4 separate regions of the Homo sapiens genome follow, and regions 2, 3 and 4 are each linked to region 1. The links are chromatin contacts, found by Hi-C or POLR2A ChIA-PET in ENCODE. All regions are on one chromosome and are shown on one strand. Each heading gives the region's core, a stretch centred on a gene start or an enhancer-like site at or near the end of the contact. The rest is flanking DNA. Distances are from core to core; before and after follow the strand shown.

Evidence for each region. A loop is a pair of places that touch in the nucleus more often than their neighbours do. ChIA-PET counts read pairs that join two places held with the same protein, here RNA polymerase II (POLR2A). Pooled maps may share reads with other maps.
Region 2: a loop to region 1 is called in a pooled map, with 6 times the contacts of the local background. The contact joins the promoter of TOP6BL here to the promoter of BBS1 in region 1. A Hi-C loop is called at or near these places in 8 of 50 pooled maps. POLR2A ChIA-PET finds 5 or more read pairs at or near these places in 2 of 52 experiments (B cell and CD4-positive, alpha-beta T cell).
Region 3: a loop to region 1 is called in a pooled map, with 1.9 times the contacts of the local background. The contact joins the enhancer-like site here to the promoter of BBS1 in region 1. A Hi-C loop is called at or near these places in 1 of 50 pooled maps. POLR2A ChIA-PET finds 5 or more read pairs at or near these places in 6 of 52 experiments (CD4-positive, alpha-beta T cell, Caco-2, GM12878 and 3 more).
Region 4: a pooled map shows a loop between it and region 1 (2.3-fold over the local background). The contact joins the enhancer-like site here to the promoter of BBS1 in region 1. A Hi-C loop is called at or near these places in 1 of 168 maps with a recorded cell type or tissue (CD4-positive, alpha-beta T cell) and 2 of 50 pooled maps. POLR2A ChIA-PET finds 5 or more read pairs at or near these places in 4 of 52 experiments (GM12878, activated naive CD4-positive, alpha-beta T cell, endothelial cell of umbilical vein and 1 more).

What each region holds. Positions count from the first base shown.
Region 1 is chr11:66,509,134-66,512,324 of GRCh38, forward strand. BBS1 (Bardet-Biedl syndrome 1) reads left to right here and starts at 1,502. Exons shown (of 17, transcript NM_024649.5): 1 at 1,502-1,573; 2 at 1,880-1,956; 3 at 2,072-2,106. The coding sequence starts at 1,527. It overlaps DPP3 (dipeptidyl peptidase 3), which reads left to right. Exons shown (of 18, transcript NM_130443.4): 18 at 1-524. The coding sequence ends at 118. RefSeq lists an enhancer at 1,364-1,413.
Region 2 is chr11:66,743,415-66,746,465 of GRCh38, forward strand. TOP6BL (TOP6B like initiator of meiotic double strand breaks) reads left to right here and starts at 1,355. Exons shown (of 15, transcript NM_001302084.2): 1 at 1,355-1,505. It also overlaps a transcript of SPTBN2 not described here. RefSeq lists enhancers at 582-1,082, 1,574-1,683, 2,124-2,213 and silencers at 1,044-1,433, 1,844-1,943.
Region 3 is chr11:66,657,511-66,660,401 of GRCh38, forward strand. It overlaps a transcript of RBM4 not described here. Among named protein-coding and RNA genes, the nearest start is that of RBM4B, 19 kb to the right of the region's middle. Within about 2 kb of position 1,626, at least 2 of the 41 ENCODE cell types and tissues checked have a DNase peak (open chromatin) inside an H3K27ac peak, as active enhancers do.
Region 4 is chr11:66,693,189-66,696,143 of GRCh38, forward strand. It overlaps SPTBN2 (spectrin beta, non-erythrocytic 2), which reads right to left. Exons shown (of 38, transcript NM_006946.4): 22 at 951-1,175; 23 at 584-673; 24 at 1-258. Among named protein-coding and RNA genes, the nearest start is that of RBM4B, 17 kb to the left of the region's middle. RefSeq lists an enhancer at 1,629-2,129. Within about 2 kb of position 1,668, at least 2 of the 41 ENCODE cell types and tissues checked have a DNase peak (open chromatin) inside an H3K27ac peak, as active enhancers do.

The sequences.
Region 1 (3,191 bases), core at 252-2,751:
CTTCTCTGAGCGTTTCCCAGAGGATGGACCCGAGTTGGAGGAGATCCTCACACAGCTGGCCACAGCCGATGCCCGATTCTGGAAGGGCCCCAGTGAGGCCCCATCTGGCCAAGCTTGAGGAAGATGTGTGGCCTTGCCCCCAATTCCATCAGACCAAGGCTGCAAGTGGCCCTCCATTCGTGTGTGTATTTAGGGGCTGGGGAGGGGGAGGGGCAGGAGCTTGGACCTTGGTACTACCTCAGCTGAGGGTGGTGACACAACCCCTTCCATTTGTCAGCACTTTCCAGCCTGCCAATTGCTTCCCCTCTGTGATCTCATTTCATCTGCACTGCCATACGTGGAGTGAGCAAGACAGGGCTTACCATCCTGTCTACCAGATGAGGAAATGGCAGTTCTGAGAAGTCACTGGTCTAGATCCCGCAGGTGGCACGTGACAGCTAGGGTTCAAAACGTTCTCACCAAATCCAATGCTCCTCACATATTAATTTTATAACCAGACAAATAAATATTAGAGACAACCACCATCTTTGCGGCGTGTGTGGCTCCTCCTTGCCTTTGCCTGTCTTCTCATTTACTCCCAGCAGAGTGATGGGCTCAAGGCCTGGGGAGGGGGCAAGGAGGGCCATTTTTAGCCTCCCTTCCACAACAGGATGTTGACATTATCTCTAGATGAGGATACGCAGTCACAGAGCTGAACATAGCACAATTTTTGCAGCTCTCCTTTGTGGCATTCCTTGCATTTTTAAATGTTCTGGGGCCGGGCACGGTGGCTCATGCCTGTAATCCCAGCACTTTGGGAGGCCGAGGCGAGGGGATCACGAGGTCAGGAGTTCGAGACCGGCTTGGCCAATATGGTGAAACCTCGTCTCTACTAAAAAATAAAGTAGCTGGGCATGGTGGCATGCGCCTGTAATCCCAGCTACTCGGGAGGCTGAGGCAGGAGAATCCCTGGAACCCGGGAGGCGGAGGTTGCGGTGAGCCGAAATCGCGCTACTGCGCTCCAGCGCAAGCGACAGAGCGAGACTACGTCTCAAAAAAAAAAAAAAAAAAAAAAAGTTCTGGGAACCTACAAACTCAACTTCAGTCAGAATCCTCTGCATTTGTCCCATAACCCTCGTGTTTTGTTTCTCTGGGCCTGGACCTCTACAGTAACGCAGCAAGGCAGGACATGGTCCTTTTCAACCGGGTAACCATGAAGATGGAGACAGGAGGAGTTCTTTTTGCTGCTCATAAATGCTAGAAGGGGCTTCTTTCCAACCCTGGAAGCCAGAGGGCTCTGTGGCTGACCCAGAGATTGTAGGACCCAGACGCCTGGAAAGGTGGCTCTGACTGGGAAGGAGCAAAGATAAATATCTTTGAGGAATCTGAGACAGATTCCTCAACCCAGGAAGGTGGCCAGCGCGTCCTCCTGAGCCTGGGTGGGAAAGCTTGGCGCCCGGAACCTTTGTACTCGCCCTTCCCTGTGCTCGGGCACTATTGGGCGTTACGCGAGGGCGGGGCCGGTTGCCAGGACGACGCCTGCGAAGATGGCCGCTGCGTCCTCATCGGATTCCGACGCCTGCGGAGCTGAGAGGTGAAGGCAGGGCTCCTCAAGGCCTCTTTTCCCACCCGTGTAAAGAGGGTCCCTTGGTCCCCGGGCTCTGGGCTCCTGCTGTTCTCGGGCAGTCTGGAAGGACTCTTAAGAGGTCAGATAGGGAAACCGAGGCCTAAGATGTGCATATGTGTGTCTGGAGGTCGCTCGGTGAGCCAGTGGCGGAGCCTGGACTTGTACCCAGACGTTCTGTACCTTATGTTCAGAGTGACCTGTACCAGCTTCCTCAAAGTTTTTTTTTCCCCTCCCATGGGACTCACTCCCCAACTGTCTTTCCCCCACTTCCAGCAATGAGGCCAATTCGAAGTGGTTGGATGCGCACTACGACCCAATGGCCAATATCCACACCTTTTCTGCCTGCCTAGGTGAGTCTCTGGAACCAGGAACCCTGGGTTCTAGTGGGATGGGGAGTCAGACAATGGTCCTGTAGTGAAGCCTCTGGGATTCTGAGACTCTGGTTTTGGCCCTTTTGTTTTCCAGCGCTGGCAGATTTACATGGGGATGGGGAATACAAGGTAAGCATATCACCCTAGCCAGGAGAGTTGAGGGTAGGGGGGTGTACCCAGAAATGAGATTTCCTGACGGCTGAAAATAGGCCCAGCATACTCTGGAATTCACATATACTGTGAAAAAGCACATTTAGCGTTAAATTTTGTTTTTATATGGAAAGTGAAGAGAACTTATTGATTTCATAATACAGACTGCAGAAAGTAAAGCAGATCAAATATTTCTGGGGATTCTACTAAGACAAAGCCTCTTAGTTAACCTGATTTCTTTGTTGGAAGGGCAAATCCCTTGGTTGGGGGTGGGCACTAGAATCTGGAGGGAAAGTAAAAAGGAGGGAAGTGAACGTTTGATGTTTATCAAAAGATTTTAAGATGGGCCATGAGCTGTCAATTTTTGAAGCTGGATAATGGGATATATGGGGACTCATTATATGAGTCTCTCTACTTTTGTATGTGAATGAAAATTTTCCATAGTAAAAATGTTACATTTTAAATTTAATTTTAAGGCCAGCAATCCCAGCACTTTGGGAGGCTGAGGTGGGTGGATCGCTTGAGCTTAGGCATTCGAGACCAGCCTGTCCAACATGGTGAAACACCATCTCTACTAAAAATACAAAAATTAGCCGGGCATGGTGATGGGCACCTGTAATCCCAGCTACTTGGGAGGCTGAGGCAGGAGAATTGGTCAAACCCAGGAGGCGGAGGTTGAGTGAGCTGAGACCATGCCACTACACTCCAGCCTGGATGACAGAGTGAGACAGTTTCAAAAAAAAATATATATATATATATGTGTATATATATGTATATATATGTATATATATGTGTATATATATGTATATATATATACATATATTTAATTTTAAATAAAAATGTAAATTTAAAAAGATACAAGTTTTTTAAAGGTAGAGAAATATATTGGGATAAAAGAAAGGAAGTTAGCATGGATTCAGTATCCATTTCTGGACTAGACATTCCATGGAGGCACATAAACATGGATTTTATTTATTCCCATTTTGTGAATGGGAAAATAGTTTCAAAGAGGTGAAGTTTACTGAATTTGTAACTGGGTCTGTTTGATTCCAAGTTTTGTGCTT
Region 2 (3,051 bases), core at 105-2,604, 230 kb after region 1:
ATCCTGGCGTCTTGGAGCTGGGGTGGAAGAATTTTTCCTGAAGGAAAGCAGCCAACACCCTGTCCCACCCTTCTCCTTGGGCAACTCTTTGCCAGGCAGGAATCTCTCATCAGGGTTTTCTTTTGGCTGTCAGATCACCAGCAGTTATAGGCTTAAGCCCCTGTCACCATGCCCCTCCCGGAACCTGGCAGAGAGCAGCAGCTGGGACTCTGCAGGACCTCCTTATTCCAGCCAGGAATGCACTTGGAAAACCCCAGAGCTTCTCCTGTCAGCCAGAGCCCAGAAAAGCCAGCTCCTGGTCTTGGCACATTCAGTGCAGTCAAACGTGGAAAGGGGCCTGGATAGGGAGGGGTCGACTCCCAGGTCCCACCTTTGCGGGGGAAGCTGGTCCCCCTGGATTAGGCTGGGAGATGCTTGGGGCTGGTTGTAAGGTAAAAGACGGGGGGTCGTTTTTTCTTTTTTTGAGACAGAGTTTCGCTCTTTTTGCCCAGGTTGGAGTGCAATGACGCGATCTCGGCTCACTGCAACCTCCGCCTCCCAGGTTCAAGCAATTATCCTGCCTCAGCCTCCCGAGTAGCTGGGATTACAGGCGCCCGCCACCACGCCCGGCTAATTTTTGTATTTTCAGTAGAGACGGGGTTTCACCATGTTGGCCAGGCTGGTCTCGAACTCCTGACCTCAGGTGATCCACTCGCTTCGGCCTCCAAAAGTGCTGGGATGACGGGCGTGAGCCACTGCGCCCGGCCCAGGGCGTCGTTTTTAATTTCAGATTAGTAATTTTTTAGTATATGTCCCAAAAATTGCCGAGATATGTGTATGGTTATAAAAAAAATTCGCTGTCTATATGAAATTCAATTTTAATTGGCCGTCTTTTTCTTTGCTAAGTCTGGGACCCAGGGCTTGGCCTGGGGCAGCCCCCGCCGCAGACAAGGCTGTTGGAGGGGTCACGAACCCGCTTGGTAGCCCCGCGCCGTTACCGTCGCCCCTCCCGGCCGAGGGAAGGGTCCTGGAAAGCGCGAAGGGCGGCCAAAGCCCGGATTAGGGCCAAGGGCCGCATCTCGCCGCCACCGTGGGAAACTATCTTTGAGAGGAGGGAGGAGTCGTGGCCTGGCCTCATTCCCGCTCACCTCCAGCCTTGGCCGCCTCTCGCGGGCTCTTCCCCGCCCCGAACCTCCCACCTGCGGGCCCACTGGCACCCGCGGCGCTCAGAGGCTCTAGGTGGCTCCCGGCGGCGGTTCGCGGTCTCGGGGCCCTGCAGCGTCGAGTGCGCAGGCGCGGCGGGCAGGTGGGCGGGGCGTGCGCGGGCGCAGGCGCGCGCGCGGGAAGGGATGGGCTCGCGCTGCCGGGCGTGGGCGTGGACTCGGGCGTGGGCACTGGCGGAGTTCCAAGCCCGGGCTGAGGAGGGGGCGGCGGCGGCGGCGGCGGCGGCGGGCGGGTACCCTTCGACTGGGCGTTGCCGCTGTTCCCTGCGCGGCATGGAGGGGACGGCCGTGGCCGTGTTCGAGGTGATGCTGGGAAGGGAGAGAAAGCGGAGGACACTTTCTGAGGAGACGGGCTTTGTGAGGAGACCGCGAAGTTTGGGCAGAGGGGTCGGGCGTCGCCTAAGGTGAAGGAGGAAGGTTCGGGAATCGAGGCCCGTCTCCCACGGGGAAGCGAGGAAGTAGGAGCAGATGAGGGCTCTCGCTCGCGGGGTACTCTGTGGGGGAACGACGCCCTCTCTCCAGCCTACGGCTCAGAAAGCTGCGGCGTTTGCCGAGCACCGGCGGACACCCAGGGGCAGAGCCTGACGCAGCCTCGGAGGTGCCTGCCGGAGCCCAGCGCCTTCCATGCACCGGGTGCTGGGAGGGGGCGCGGAAAGAAGGAAAGGAATGGGGCAAGCCCTGGCGTTGCGGGGCGGGGTGGGGGGAGTCGGGGCGCCAGGACAGAGGCAAGGAGGGACCCAGTGCAGACTGGGAGCGAGGGAGAGTTTTTTTAGGCCCCGGTGCAGGTGCAGGTTTCTGGGTTCGAAGCAGCTGGACGTGGAAGGGCGAGGTTCAGAGGCCACACCTGTGCTCGGGGAGCTGCTCTGGAAGACGGCACTGAGCGCCTGGCGCCGGCCACGCCCCGTGTGCTCATTTCATTACCCACTTTCACGGCCGGTGCCCAATGGGACGTTGAGCTGCTGTTTGTGAGGGGTACTGGGCAGGTGACAGAAGCACAGGCTCTGAGGGCACCTGAGAGAGTACCCCCGGGCGTCCTGCCTGTTTGTTGTCATCAAAGAAGGCGGCGGGATTCCATTTTACAAATAACCGAACCTAGGCTAGAACCCAGGGCGCTGACTCATAGGCCAGTGTTCTTTTCCCAACTGCGCTGTCATACCGACATGAGAATATCTTTAGGGTTTGTTTGTTTGTTTGTTTGTTTGTTTGTTTTTTGAGACGGAGTCTCGCTCTTTCGCCCAGGCTGGAGTGCAGTGGCGTGATCCCGGCTCACCGCAGTCTCCGCCTCTCGGGTTCAAGGGATTCTCCTGTCTCAGCCTCCCGAGTAGCTGGGATTACAGGCGCACGCCGCTACACCTGGCTCATTTTTGTATTTGTAGTAGAGACAGGTTTTCACCATGTTGGCCAGGCTGGTCTTGAACTTCTGACCTCAAGTGATCTGCCCGCCTCCGCCTCCCAAAGTGCTGGGACCGGCGTGAGCCACCGTGCCCGGCCCGATATGGGAATATCGTAACAGAGGACGTGTGAAGGAATAGTTAGACTCTACACGTACCTGGAAACCATTCTTGTTAACTGGTACAAATGAGGATCTTAGTTCCCAGATCTCCCTGCCTTTAAAAAGGGGGTAATAATTTTCCTTGTGTTGCCTCCCTGTAAAAGTGAGAATCTGTTTGCATGAATAATAATGGGAGTTGGCCGGGCGCGGTGGGTAGCCTGTATTCTCAGCACTTTGGGAGACCGAGGCGGGCAGATCACTTGAGATCAGGAGTTCAAGACCAGCCTGGCTAACATGAGGAAACTCCGTCTCTGAAAAAAATACAAAAATTAGCGGTGGCTCACGCCTGTAATCCCA
Region 3 (2,891 bases), core at 376-2,875, 150 kb after region 1:
GTCTCTACTAAAAATGTAAAATATTAGCCAGTTGTCGTGGTGCGCACCTGTAGTCCCAGCTACTTGGGAGGCTGAGGCAGAAGAATCACTTGAACCCGGGAGGTGGAGGGTGCAGTGAGATGAGATAGCGCCACTGCACTCTAGCCTGGGCGACAGAGCAAGATTCCATCTCAAAAAAAAAAAAAAAAAAAAAAAAAATTATAGGCATGAGCCACCTCGCCTGCCCCCTCCCCCACCTTTTTTTTGAGACAGGGTCTTCCTATGTCACCCAGGCTGGAGTGCCGTGTTCAACCTCCACCTCCTCCCGGGCTCAAGCAATTCTCTCACCTCAGCCTCCCGAGTAGCTGGGACCACTGGCGCATGCCAGCATGCCCAACTAATTTCTGTATTTTGTAGTTGTGGTTTTGCCATGTTGCCCAGGCTGGTCTTGAACTCCTGAGCTCTAGCCATTTGCCTGCCTCAGCCTCCCAAAGTGCTGGGATTACAGGCGTGAGCCACCTAGTCTGACCCTTTTTTAAAATTTTTTTTTTTTGAGATGGAGTTTTGCTCTTGTTGCCCAGGCTGCTGGAGTGCAACGGCACGATCTCGGCTCAGTGCAACCTCTGCCTCCTGGATTCAAGCGATTCTGCTGCCTCAGCCTCCCTAGTAGCTGGGATTACAGGCATGCACCACCACGCCCGTCTAATTTTGTATTTTTAGTAGAGATGGGGTTTCTCCGTGGTGGTCAGGTTGGTTTTGAACTCCCGACCTCAGGTAATCCGCCTGCCTCGGCCTCCCAAAATGCTGGGATTACAGGCGTGAGCCACTGTGCCTGGCCTAGTCTGACCTTTTTTTTTTTTTTTTTTTTTTTTTCGTTTTGTTTTAAATGGGCAACTAGAATAGGCTCAGAGATTCCCTGAAATCATTGTTAATTGTCACAATTTAGGGGGTTTCTCCCGCCAGGGATGTGGCTAAACATCCTCCAATGCACAGGAGGGGCACCTTTCCCAGTTATCACTAGTGCCAAGTTTGAAATCCTCTTCAAGACTTCATTCATTGCTTTGGCTTTGTATACCATATGGAGTTGTGCTGTTCAGTGTGGTAGCCAGAGACATATACAGTGCTGCGAGTACCAAATACCTATGGGATTTAAAAAATTAATATAAGCCAGGCGCAGTGGCTCACGCCTGTAATCCCAGCACTTTGGGAGGCCAAGGTGGGCAGATCACTTGATGTCAGGAGTTTGAGACCAGCCTGGCCAAGGTGGTGAAACCCCATCTCTACTAAAAATACAAAACTTAGCCAGGCGTGGTGGCACGTGCCTGTAGTCCCAGCTTCTTGGGAGGCTGAGACAGGAGAATTGCTTGTACCTGGGAGGCGGAGGTTCTATTGAGCCAAGATTGGGCCACGGCACTCTAGCCTGGGCAACAGAGCAAGAGTGTCTCTCAAAAAAAAAAAATATATATATATATATATTCAGTTTTTAATGCTCATTATATGTTGAAATGGTCATTTTTTTGCACATATTGGGTAAAAATACATTAAAATTTTTTTTTTTCCTAACCACCAGACTATCTGGGGAAAATAAAATTAATACAATTTAATTTCACCTGTTTCAGTTCCCTATGTGGTTTGCATTTGTGGCTCACATTGTATTTCTGTTATGTAACACTGATCCAGGTGCTAAAGACTCTTGATATCTCCAGTTTGAAACCTCTCTTCTGTGCTCAAGATTCAGGGATCTGGACACCTAGCTGACATTTCTTCTTGGTTCTTTTTTTTTTTTTTTTTTTTTTTTTGAGATGGAGTCTCACTCTGTTGCCCAGGCTGTAGTGCAGTGGCGCGATCTCGGCTCACTGCAAGCTCCGCCCCCCGGATTCAAGTGATTCTTCTGCCTCAGTCTCCTGAGTAGCTAGGACTACAGGCACGTGCCACTACACCTGGCTAATTTTTGTATCTTTAGATACAAAATTTAGAGACGGGATTTCACCATATTGGCCAGGCTGGTCTCGAACTACCGACCTCGGGTTCTGCCCGCCTTGGCCTCCCAACTTGCTGGGATTACAGGCATGAGCTACTGCACCTGGCTGGTTGTCTTAATACACCTCAAACTTGGTATATCTGAGATAGAGCTCCTGAGACTCCCCACTCTAAAATCATTTCTCCTTCAGTCTTCCTTATCCCATTCTCTCTTTCAGCCAGATTGCTGGTAGTCATTCTTACGCCCTCCCCAACCATTAGCAGCTCTTGATCATGTTTATATCACATGTTGCCTCTTTTCTCCATGTCTTTGCCACAGCCATAGTCTAGACCATGCTATCCTCTCCCACCAAGATGACTACAGTGACCTCCAGGTCCATCTTTTTCTTACCCTTGGGTCTTCAAAGTATTCTCCATTTAATAGCCAGAATGTTCTTGTGAAATGTATGTAAATCAGATGTTTCTTTCGTTACTTAGAACCTTTCAGCAACTTCCCCTTTTATCTAAAGTAAAATGCCCAATCCCTTAGTTTGAACGTGCCTTTCCTCTGTCACACTTTATTATCTCAGGCCCTTTTCCCTGCTTATCTATCCTTTTCTGACCATACTGACTCTCCTTTCAGATCCTTGTATACACTGAGCTCTTTCCTGCCTCAGGGCCTTTTTTTTTTTTTTTTTTTTAAATCTGAAGGGACCTTTCTCTTTACTGCTTTAGAGCTAACTTAACTTCAGGTCTTAGCTTCAGGATCAAGTATTGGAATGCCCTCCCAAACCACCTGTAGCTTAGTAGATATGTCCTCCCATTATTCCCTGCCATTGGACCCATTTTGTGTAATTTGTGGTACTTATCACAATTTCTTTTTTTTTGAGATGGGAGTCTCTCTTTTTTTTTTTTTTTTTTTGAGACAGAGTCTTGCTCTGCAACCAGGCTGG
Region 4 (2,955 bases), core at 418-2,917, 180 kb after region 1:
GGCCTTCTCCTGGCCCATCATGTGTAATTCCTGCTCGCCCATCCAGGCCTCCGCCTCGGCGGCATCGCGGTAGAACTGCTGGGCTCGCAGGGCATCCTCCAGTCGCTTCCCTCGAAGTTCCAGCTCGTGGCCCAGGCGTTTCCACATTTCCTGCAGCTCAGCCAGCTCTGGACCTGCTGCTGCTGCACCTAGAGCACGCTGCCGCTCCCTCAGGTCCGCGATCCGGGGCTCATGGCCCTGAATCTCTTTCTGCAGGGTCTGCCCATGGCCACAGAAGAGAAAATGCTGAAAGTCCTGCCCCAGCCCCACGTGCTCCCGGAGACCACCCTTCACCCCTGTGCCTCTCTCCTTCCTGGGTCCTCTGCTCCCTCTCCTAGCCTGGGGGTGCGATGGTAACACCCGTCAGCCGCCCAGCCCCCACTATCTCCTACTGAGAGGACCCACCCTCCCAAGGTGAGGAAAGACAGCCACTGAAGTCCAGGGTTACACTCAGCATCGAGGGGGGCCTGGTCTTAAGAAAAAACACGTCCAAGTCTGGGCAGGCTCCTGGGAACTTCTCTTTTGCCTTCAGCCTCTGCCTCACCTGGTTTTTCTTCATGAGAAGCTGGACGCTGGGCAGGTCCTTGCCATGCTCCATGGAGCTGGCCATGGGCAGCCGCTCTGTCACCCACAACTGGAAGAGGAAGAGGGGGTCAGTGGAGGCCCAGAGGGCAAGGCAAGCAGCAGGGACTGATTAGTGGGAGTGGGGACACCTGGGGCTACCGCCCTGTGTGTGGGGAACAGTCATCTCTGGTTCTGGGAGGCATCTCCAAGTCTCCCTATAGGGGAGATGGTCAATGCCAAAGAGAAGAGGGAATAGAGCCCTGCTGGCATCTCCCTGGCATCCAGGAGGGAGGCTGGAGAACCACATGGCTGGGGGCAGCTTGCCGTCCTTGGCCCCAGTGACTCACAATCTCATCTTCCACATCGCGGTGGAACTGGTGCTGCTCGCGAGAAGCCTGCAGGCGCCGGCAGCGTTCCCGCATGGGCTGGCACAAGGCCCTGAACTTCTCCTCCACGGCCCTCGAGGTTCTCTCCACCTCCCCTGCACCCTGGTCCTCCTGGGCCAGTGCTTTGGCCTGGGCCTGGATTGCCTCCACCTCCTTCTCTCTCACAGCCATCTCCCATTCCAGCATCTGCAAACCGCCAGGAGGAAGGACATGTTAGCTCTGCATTTCCGCCTTCATGCCCAGCAGAGACACCAACCAGTCTCTATCCAGCCCACTGTGGCTGCTCATCACTGCAGCTCACCCAGGGAGAGCATCCCCTCATGGGCTGGATCAGTGGATCTCGAACTTTATATGCACAAGAATCCAAGGGCAGGGGTTGAAAAAATCCCTATTGGGTACTGTGCTCACTACATGGGTGATGGGTTCAATTACACCCCAAACTTCAGCATCACACAATATAACTTATAACAAACCTGCACCCACACCCGCGAATCTAAAAGATTGAAATTAAAAAATCCAGGGTAGTGTGATAACTGTGCCCATTATCAATTCATTGTCTCTCCATCCCCAATCCATCGTGGCCCTGCTTTGAGACACTGGAACTGGCCCCTGGAAACATTCCTCCTTTGCCAGCAGGCACAATCTAGGCCTTGTCAGCAGAGGGCGCTGGAGGGACACCACAATGCCTAGCAGATGTGGGGCATTCCACGGTTCCAAGGTGCTTTTCTTCCTCCTACAGCAAAACTGTCCACAGTGCGCAAGAGATCCGGTGGCTCTTACTCTCTGGCAAGTTTTGCTGCACTCTAGTGGCCACTTCCTGCTGGCCAGCCTTGGCTTGCTGGCTTCAGACATGCTCTGGCCTGTGATACCCCAGCAAATTTCCAGGCCATTCAGTGGGCCTCCGCCCTCTCCAAGGAGGTCTGAGACTCAGCCATCTTGCTCCTTCCTGGGGGACTCCTCAACCCCAGAGGTGTCAGCTGCTCCCTACACTTCCCATTCTGCATTCTTCAGAGCAGGGACCAGCAAGTCCAGCCCACTGCCTAGCCTTATAAAGTTTTTATTGGACCACAGCTGCACCCCTTTTTAAAAAATTTTTTGAGACAAGTCTCGCTCTGCCACCCAGGCTGCAGTGCAGTGGCACGATCACAGCCCACTGCAGCCTCGACTCTCCAGGCTCAAACAATCTTCTCACCTCAGCCTCCTGAGTAGCTGGGACTACAGGCACACACCACCACCACGCCCAGCTAATTTTTGTAGTTTTTGTAGAGATGGGGTTTTGCCATGTTGCCCAGGCTAGTCTCAAAACTCCTGGACTCAAGTGATCCGGCCACCTCGGCCTCCCAAAGTGTTGGGATTACATGTGTGAGCCACCACACCTGGCCATACCCCTTATTTTACATATAATCCGCAGCTGCTTTTCCTTACAAGGGCAGAGTTGAAGGGCTGTGACATAGACCTTACGACCCATGAAGCCCCAAAAATTTACTATCTGGTGCTTTACTGAAAAAAGTTTTCTGACCCCTGCTATAGAGTTCTCTTTACCACCTTTTACTAATTTATACTTCTGTTTTTTTTTTTGAGACAGAGGCTTGCCCAGGCTGGAGTGCGATGGCATGATCACGGCTCACTGCAACCTCTGTCTCCTGGGTTCAAGCTATCCTCCTCCCTCAGCCCTCAGCCTCCCAAGTAGCTGGGATAACAGGCGTGCGCCACCACGCCTGGCTAATTTTTGTATTTTTAGTAGAGACGGGGTTTCACCATGTTGGCCAGGCTGGTCTTGAACTCCTGACCTCAAGCGACCTGCCTGCCTTGGCCTCCCAAAGTGCTGAGATTACAGGCATGAGCCACTGTGCCTGGCCTAATTAATATTTCTTTTTACTGAAGTTCTCATCGTCAAATTATTAGGGGGTCTGTCTCCTAACTCTAACCCTGACTGCGACATATCCCTAGAGATTCTGATACTGGC